Linked DNA regions of Homo sapiens: region 2 is linked to region 1. A link is an interaction called in ENCODE POLR2A ChIA-PET data of the cell type or tissue named here. Cell type or tissue: HCT116. All regions are shown on one strand.

Region 1 (4,000 bases):
GTATATATATACATATATTTAAATTTATTTTATTTTATTTTTTGAGACAGGGTCTGGCTCTATCACCCAGGCTGCAGTGCAGTGGTGGGATATCAACTCACTGTAAACTCCACCTCCCTACTCATTCTGCTTGATTTAAAAAAAAAATTTAATCCTTTTGTTAAATTTATCTGATAAAATTCTGAATTTCTTCTCTGTGTTATCTTGAATTTCTTTGAGTTGCCTCAAAACAGCTATTTTGAATTAACTATCTTAGTTGTCATATGTCTCTGTTTCGTCAGAATTGGTTCCTGGTGCCTTATTTAGTTCATTGGTGAGGTCATGTTTTCATGGATGATGTTTATACTTGCTAATGTTCTTCAGTGTATGAGCATTGAAGAGTTAGGTATTTATTGTAGTCTTCACAGTCTGGGCTTGTTTGTGACTGTTGTCCTTGGGAAGGCTTTCCAGGTATTTGAAAGGACTTGGACCCCAACCCCAATAAGGCTGTGTTTTTTGCTGACTCGTAGAGGTACCATTTTGGTGGTCTTAGATAAGATGTGGAAGAATTATCTGGATTACCAGCCAGAGGCTCTTGTTCTTTTCCCTTTCTCCCATACAAACAGGGTCTGTCTCTCTTTGCTGAGCCACCTGCAACTGGGGGTGTGGTGATGCAAGTAAGTCTGTGGCCACCACCACTAGGGCTGCACTGGGTTAGACCTGAAACCTGCACAGCACTAGGTCTTGCCCCAGTTTCTTCCCTTCAGGGCCGTGAGTTCCCACAGGCTCCGGGAATGTCCAAAGTGCTGTCTGGGAGCCAGGGACTGGAGTTAAACAGCTTAGCAATTTTCCTGATATTCTATTCTACTGTCATTATGCCTGCACTCAAACCACAATACAAAGTCTTTCCTACTCTTCACTTTCCACAGGCAGAGCTGCCTTTCCCTGTGGCCACCCCCACCACCGGTCCACAGGGGATTCCTTCAGGCCACCACTGATGTTTACTGAGAGCCTAGGGGCTCTTCTGTCAGCTTGTGATGAATGCTGCCAGGCCTGAGACTCGCTCTTTAGGTCAGTGAGCTCCCCTCTGTCCCAAAGCACATCTGGAAATGCTGTCCAAGAGCCTAAGCCTGGACTTTGGGACCCCAAGAGCCAGCTTATTGCTCTACCCCCATGTAGCCGAGCTGGTACATAGGATGCAAGACAAAGTTCCCTTTATTTTTCCCTCTGCTTTTCTGAAACATTAGTAGTATTTCACTGTAGGCACCATAGCTGGGAATATGCTGGGTCACCCCTGAAGCTAGTAAGTCTCAAAGCCCAAGACACATGGTATATTCCCTTCGTTATCACTGCTGGTTATTCAGGGCCCAAGAGTTCTTTAATCTGCAGGTGATGAATCCTACCAGGACTGGATCCTTACCTTCAAGGCACTGGGTTCACTTTTGGTCCAGGTTGTGTCTAGAAATGAAATATCATCTGAGAGCTAAGGCCTGGAACGGGGCCTCATGACTCTGCCTGGTGCCCTATCCTACTGTGGCTGAGCTGGTATCCAAAATGCAAGTCAAAGTCCTCTTTACTCTTTGCTCTCCTCTCATTAAGCAGAAGCAAGGAGTAACTTTCATTGCTATGAGCTTCACTCCCTGGGGTTAGGGCACGGCTAATGCAAGCACTTCCTTAGCCACGCAAGCTGGTGTGTCTCTAGGTCATGTGCCACCCTAGTTCACTGGCCCTGAGCCCAACCCAGCACTAGGAGGAGCCTAGAAATTGCCGTCCTTGTGTCCTAGACTTCCTTTCAAGTTTATCTAGGAACCCAGTGTACTTTAGCCTGCGTGGCGAGGCTTGCCAAGAAACTCATGTTCTGTCCCCTGGGATATGTCATTCCCCTCTGGCTAGGGCTGGTCCTCATGCTCCCTCTATGGAAGGAGCCCAGCATAGCTTTATTCTTTGCTCTGACAGGGCAGCACTGAGACCAATGTAAAGTTCTCCAGTCGTTGAGCTCTCCTTCCCCAAAGTGCAGTTTCTGTCTGCAGTGCATGGCCACTGCTGGGCGATGGGGCAGAGGTGGCATCAGTGATTCAAGTCTGTCTCTCCTGCCCCCCTCAATGCCTCTTTCCATGATATGAAGTTAAAAACAAGTACTGTGATCGCTCACCTGATTTTTGGTTCTAGTGATGGTGCTTTGCTATGTGCAGATAGTTGTTAAAATTTGGTGTTGCAGCAGGGTGGACAAACGGGATAGGCCTCTATTCTGCCATCGTGCTCTGCCCTCCTCTGATGTTGATTTTTATGTTACATATGTCAATTCACACTCTCTTATGGAGGCTGAGGATATTAGTCACTTGTATGTTCCTTTTATTTTCTCTCCCCTCACCTCCTAATTTTTAGTTATATTTTAATTTTCATATTGTCTAAATTTATAACATTCATGTTTATAATCACATTTCTTATAGTACTTGAGTATTTGTTCTTTATTTAAGTGAATTCAATACTCACTCTTCATTTTCCCCAACTTTATTAGTTGGAACTTAATTTCCAGATTCTTTCTTTTGACTCAGTTCTTAATTGGCTGCATTTCATGGTTATTCTTTTTCCACAAGGGGCTTATATGTGTTGTAAACTTAAAGTTCTTCCATGTTTAAGAATATTTGCCTGCTATCTTTATATTTGAATGGCATTCTGCTTAACTTTATATATTTTTTTCTGGGTGTGGAAATATATTTTCTCAAATTATTTTTTTTTCCAAATTGGATTTAGCACCAGGCTGCTGCTGACATCAGCATTCTGTTCTGAGGGGAGGGTGGAAGGCTTGCATTGCAATGGAAGGGCATGAGGCACTTGCTGCCACAGCAGATGATCAACAAATGAAGGACCATAACTGCCCCGTAGGAATTGAAGAATTCTTTAAAGATTGACTATTTGGGGAACACAGACCAAGGACATGCCCTAATTTTCCATTTTGGAAAGTCACAGTTCAAGTTGTAAATTTCTGGCTGGTCGTGGTGGCTCACACCTATAATTCCAGCACTTTGGGAGGCCAAGGTGGGCGGATCACTTGAGGTCAGGAGTTCGCGACCAGCCTGGCCAACAAGATGAAACCCCATCTCTACCAAAAATACGAAAATTAGCCAGGCGTGAGGTAGCACATGCCTGTAGTCCCAGCTACTCGGGAGGCTGAGTAATGGGAATCGCTTGAATCTGGAAGGCAGAGGCTGCAGTGAGCCAAGATCGTGCCACTGCACTCCAGCCTGGGGGACAGAGCAATACTCTGTCTCAGGAAAAATAAGTAAATAAATAAAGTTATAAGTTTTTGTTCTACAATTTCTGTATTTCATAAGATACTATAGAATTTAATTCACATTGTCTTCCCAAAAGGAAGAGGAAAAAAAAAAAACCCAGTTCTTCTTAGGAGTCTTTTCTTTTTTGGTCTTAAATGTCAATGATCACAAAAACTTCTGGGTTTTCTTTATTATAGACCTGCATTGCTGAATATGTTATAACTTTGACTTCGGTTCCCTGAGGGTGATTGGACAATGAAAATTCTTCTCTCCACCCAATTGATTGTAATTGGAAATGTCTTTGATCAATACAAAGTACTTTCACTTCCCAGGGTATGAAGAATTCATCAGCATTGGACTTATAAAGCCACTCATCTAAAAAGTGAAAAAGAAAAGTAGAAACTTCTTGGGTTTCTACTTCTATTGTTTGGAGAGGCTCCACAGTCCTGGTATCTATCATGTAACCAAATATGGCCATTGCACATTGCTCAAATGCTTCCTCCAGAGTATCTCCCCATGTGTGTAACTGGACATCTGCTGTATGATCCAAATACTCATAATTCCTATTAACTGGAGGATAGTTGGCCTTGATCGCCTTCTGTTCCTCAGTCAAATTGTAATCTCTAACATCTCCCTCTTTCTGTGCCATGACTGCCTTGCTTGACTTAATATTGTTGGGTAACACTTAAATTCCCTTAGAACTTTGCAGACATTGCTTTGTTATCTTCTGACTTTGAATGTTGCTT
Region 2 (4,000 bases), 380 kb after region 1:
GAACTTGAACCCAGAGGTTCCTTCCAACAAAATGTTTGACCCAATATAAGATGACGGCTTTTTCTATTTGAACCTGTTAAGGTATAAATAATCTTATTTATAATTTTATATAACTTTGGGGGTTACTCATGATTTTTGTAGGAAAATAGTAATAATTCATTAAAGAGATATGATTATGAGCATAAATTTATTGAAATGTGATAAAACACATATTTATATGTAATACCTAAGAACATATATAACCACATAGAAGTTAATGGGGGGGTTGAAGTCCAAATCTTTCCTATGTGATCAAATTGTTGTTAGATGTTATTGAACTTGTTTTATTCTTGTCATTTATTTTCTCAAGTAAAACACTTAAAACATGATTTTGGCAAATGCAGCACTCACCAAAAAGTCTGTAGAAGACCTTACTTTTTTTAGTATTTCTAATCTAATTATGCATCCTTCTAATTCCAATATACTTCATATGAAAAATTATAGAATTGAATGATACAACCTTAATCTGTACAATTTTAGAACACAACTGCGTTTAGGAAACCAGGAGCTTTGATTCATGGGGCAAGTTATATATCACTTTGAAGGGAACATTATTTGTAATGTGTGAGATTTGCCATTTTTCCCTAGCACTTGATGCATTCTTTTATAGTTCTACTAAGATCTGATCATGCGGAAGGTATGTAAGTACATATTTAAATAAATTGGCATATTATCACCTGGCTTATGTGCTAGATAAGTTAGCATGCACACAAAAGCACTGTGTACTAGATGTACACTTGCATTAAATTGCCCAAGTTTTAAATTGCTATGTTTCAGTTTTAAAAACTGTGGTAGCAGAGAATTGGGTCACATAAACTCTTAAAGACTCTTCCAGTTGTTCAGTTTTTTGAAAATACTCCTTCTGGGGGTATTTTATTTGATCAGAACATCAATTGACTGTATGACACAGAATATACATAGGATTCCATAAAGGTATTGAGGTGAGAGCAACATACAGGTAGTGTTACAAAACACTGCATAGTTTTATTGTTGGGATAAAATAGCATAGGCCTATTTACTTTCTTTTTTTTGTTCATTTTGGCAATATTTGAACGTAATACTTTATTCTGTTAAATGCCCATAATTCTTCAACAAATATACCAGCTATTTTTGTTTTCTCCTGTTATCCTGTAGTAATTATCCATATCTCTACATAGCTGATATATAACTGAATTCTCACTGTAGAACTGATTTTATAATTTCTTAAAAAGAGATTGGTTGTATTTAATATACCAGCATATTGTTTTTTGTACCAGCATAAATTGGTTGTACTTACTATGCCAGTATATATTTTTTGTGTCACTATATGCAATCTCCGTATTTCTAATTTTGAAATTCTGTAATGTTCTATAGAGTTGCTGTGAAAATATGCTTAACACTGTTTCTCTCAATGCAAGATCCTATTACTTAAAAGACTTGTCTCTTGGTATGTCCAAGATGACATAAGTAGCTCTACTTTTCATTAAAGGTTACGCAATGTTTTCATGATTAAAAATGTCACTTGGCCTATATCTGTTTGTCATGGCTAGTTAACAAGTAGTACACTCAATCAGCTAGTTATTTCCTCTATGAGTCACTCTATGTGCTTGGCTTTTTATTTTTATTCTGGATTGACCACTGTCCCCACTTACACACCAATGATTGTTTAAGGAAGTTTACTGTGCGTTAATCTAGAAGAACACTGTCTAGAATTTTCTGCAGTGCTGGAAATGTTCTCTATCTGCACTGTCTAATAAACCATGAACCATATGTAGTTATTGTACATTGAAATGTGGCTAGTGTGACTAAGGAACTAAATGCTTAATTTTAATTAATATAAATTTAAATAGGCACAGATGACTAGAGGCTACAGCATTGTACAGCAGAGAGTTAGAAGACTTATGTTTGTCTTTGACCATCTTTTCTTACTCTGAGTTCAGCATATGTGATCAGACAATGGAAAAATAAATGTTAAATTGACTTGGTAGGATATTTCAAAGTGGGAATACTCCATGTAGACATTAGATATATATTTGAATATAGGTGTAAGCTCAATTATATTTTTTCTTTCACCTAAACTAACACATTATAATTTCAAATAAAATTGTTTATTGTGATAAATATATATAACATAAAATTGAACATTTTTACCTTTGTTTTTTTTTTTTTTTTGAGACAGAGTCTCGCTCTTTCACCCAGGCTGGAGTGCAGTTGCGCAAGCTCAGCTCATTACAACCTCCGCCTCCTGGGTTCAAGTGATTCTCCTGCCTCAGCCTCCTGAGTAGCTGGAATTACAGGTGCCTGCCACCACGCCTGGCTAATTTTTGTATTTTTAGTAGAGATGGGGTCTCACCATGTTGCCCAGGCTGGTCTCAAACTCCTGAACTCAAGTGATCCGCCTCCCTTGGCCTCCCAAAGTGCTGGGATTACAGACCTGAGCCACTGCCCCTGGCCATTTTTACCATTTTTGAGTTTACAGTTCAGTGGCATCAAGAACATTGACATTCTTGTACAGCCATCACCACCATCCATCTCTAGAAATGTTTCATCTTCCCAAACTGAAACTCTCTAAGCATTAAACAATAACTCCTCATTCCTTCCTCCCCAGTCCCTGTACAATTACAATGCTACTTTTTATCTCTATAAATTTGACTACCCTGAATACCTCATAGAAGTGGAATGCTGCAACATTTGTCTTTTTATGTCTAGCTTATTTTACTTAGCGTAATATCTTCAAGATTTGTCCATGCTATAGAATGTATCACAATTTCCTTTCTCTTTAGGCTGAGTAATATTCCATTGTGTATATATATATACCACATTTTGTTTATCCATTTATATATCAATGGGCATTTTGGGTTGTTTCCATCTTTTGGCTATTATGAACAATGTGGCCAAGAGTATGGATGTACACCATCTGTTCAAATGCCTGCTTTCAATTCTTTTGGATATACACCCAGAAATGGAATTTCTGGATTATGTGATAATTCCAAGTTTAACTTTTTGAAGAAGCATCATAACAAATAAGTGTTTTTTTTTTTTTTTTTTTTTTTTTTTTTTGAGACAGAGTCTCACATTGTTGCCAGGCTGGAGTGCAATGGTGTAATCTTGGCTCACTGCAACCTCCGCCTCCCAGGTTCAAGTGATTTTCCTGCCTCAGTCTCCTGGATAGCTGGGATTACAGGCATGCACCACCATGCCCGGCTAATTTTTGTATTTTTAGTAGAGACGGGTTTTACCATATTAGCCAGGCTGGTCTCGAACTCCTGACCTCATGATCTGCCAGCCTTGGCCCCCCACAGTGCTGGGATTACAGGCATGAGCCACCGCACCCGGCCACAGATAAGTTTTTAATATTTATTTTTTATGATCAACTTTTGCTAAAGACCGTTAAAACTTTTGCTTTAAGTTTGACTTCCTTTTCTTTACCACAATCCTAAGTAGTTAATTATGAGAAAATTAAGCCTTAACTGATAGTCTTCCACACATCACACCTTAATTTGTTTTTATATTATACATTATATAGACTTATATATAATATATATTCTGTATTAGATTTGGCATTTATTAAACATGGCCTGTGATATTCTAAGTATGGTAGGTATTTGATATTCTTGAAATGAGAATATATCGCTTTGTTACTTAGCACTATTAAAATAAATACACACATTTAATTTATAAAACTTTCTGAATATCATTAAAATAAATGGGGCCAGGCGCAGTGGCTTACACGTGTAATCCCAGCATTTTGGAAGGCCACGGCAGGAGGATCACTTGAGTCCAGGGGTTCAAGAGCAGCCTGGGCAACAAAGTGAGGCCCCATCTCCACAACAAATTTAAAAATTGTTTGGGTGTGGTGGTGTACACCTATAATTCCAGCTATTGGGTGCTGTGGGAGGTGGGAGGATTGCTTGAGCCCAGGAGGTCAAGGCTGCAGTGAGCCATGATTGTACCATGGCAATCCAGCCTGAGCAACAGAGTG

Evidence for each region. ChIA-PET counts read pairs that join two places held together with the same protein. Peaks named below come from ENCODE experiments on the same cell type or tissue, not always from the same donor. Only the 100,000 strongest peaks of a DNase experiment are listed, where the experiment ranks them.
Region 2: POLR2A ChIA-PET joins it to region 1 with 5 read pairs; 2 of 35 experiments call an interaction of 5 or more read pairs at or near these places.

The regions. Positions count from the first base shown.
Region 1 is chr4:150,720,884-150,724,883 of GRCh38, reverse strand. The region is part of intron 36 of LRBA (LPS responsive beige-like anchor protein); the gene reads left to right. It also overlaps the pseudogene ZBTB8OSP1. Among named protein-coding and RNA genes, the nearest start is that of MAB21L2, 140 kb to the right of the region's middle. RefSeq lists a silencer at 1,633-1,927. In HCT116, no CTCF peak of the experiment used is centred here; no DNase peak of the experiment used is centred here.
Region 2 is chr4:150,345,836-150,349,835 of GRCh38, reverse strand. All of the region lies in intron 48 of LRBA (LPS responsive beige-like anchor protein), which reads left to right. Among named protein-coding and RNA genes, the nearest start is that of LRBA-AS1, 230 kb to the left of the region's middle. In HCT116, no CTCF peak of the experiment used is centred here; a DNase peak (open chromatin) is centred at 1,555.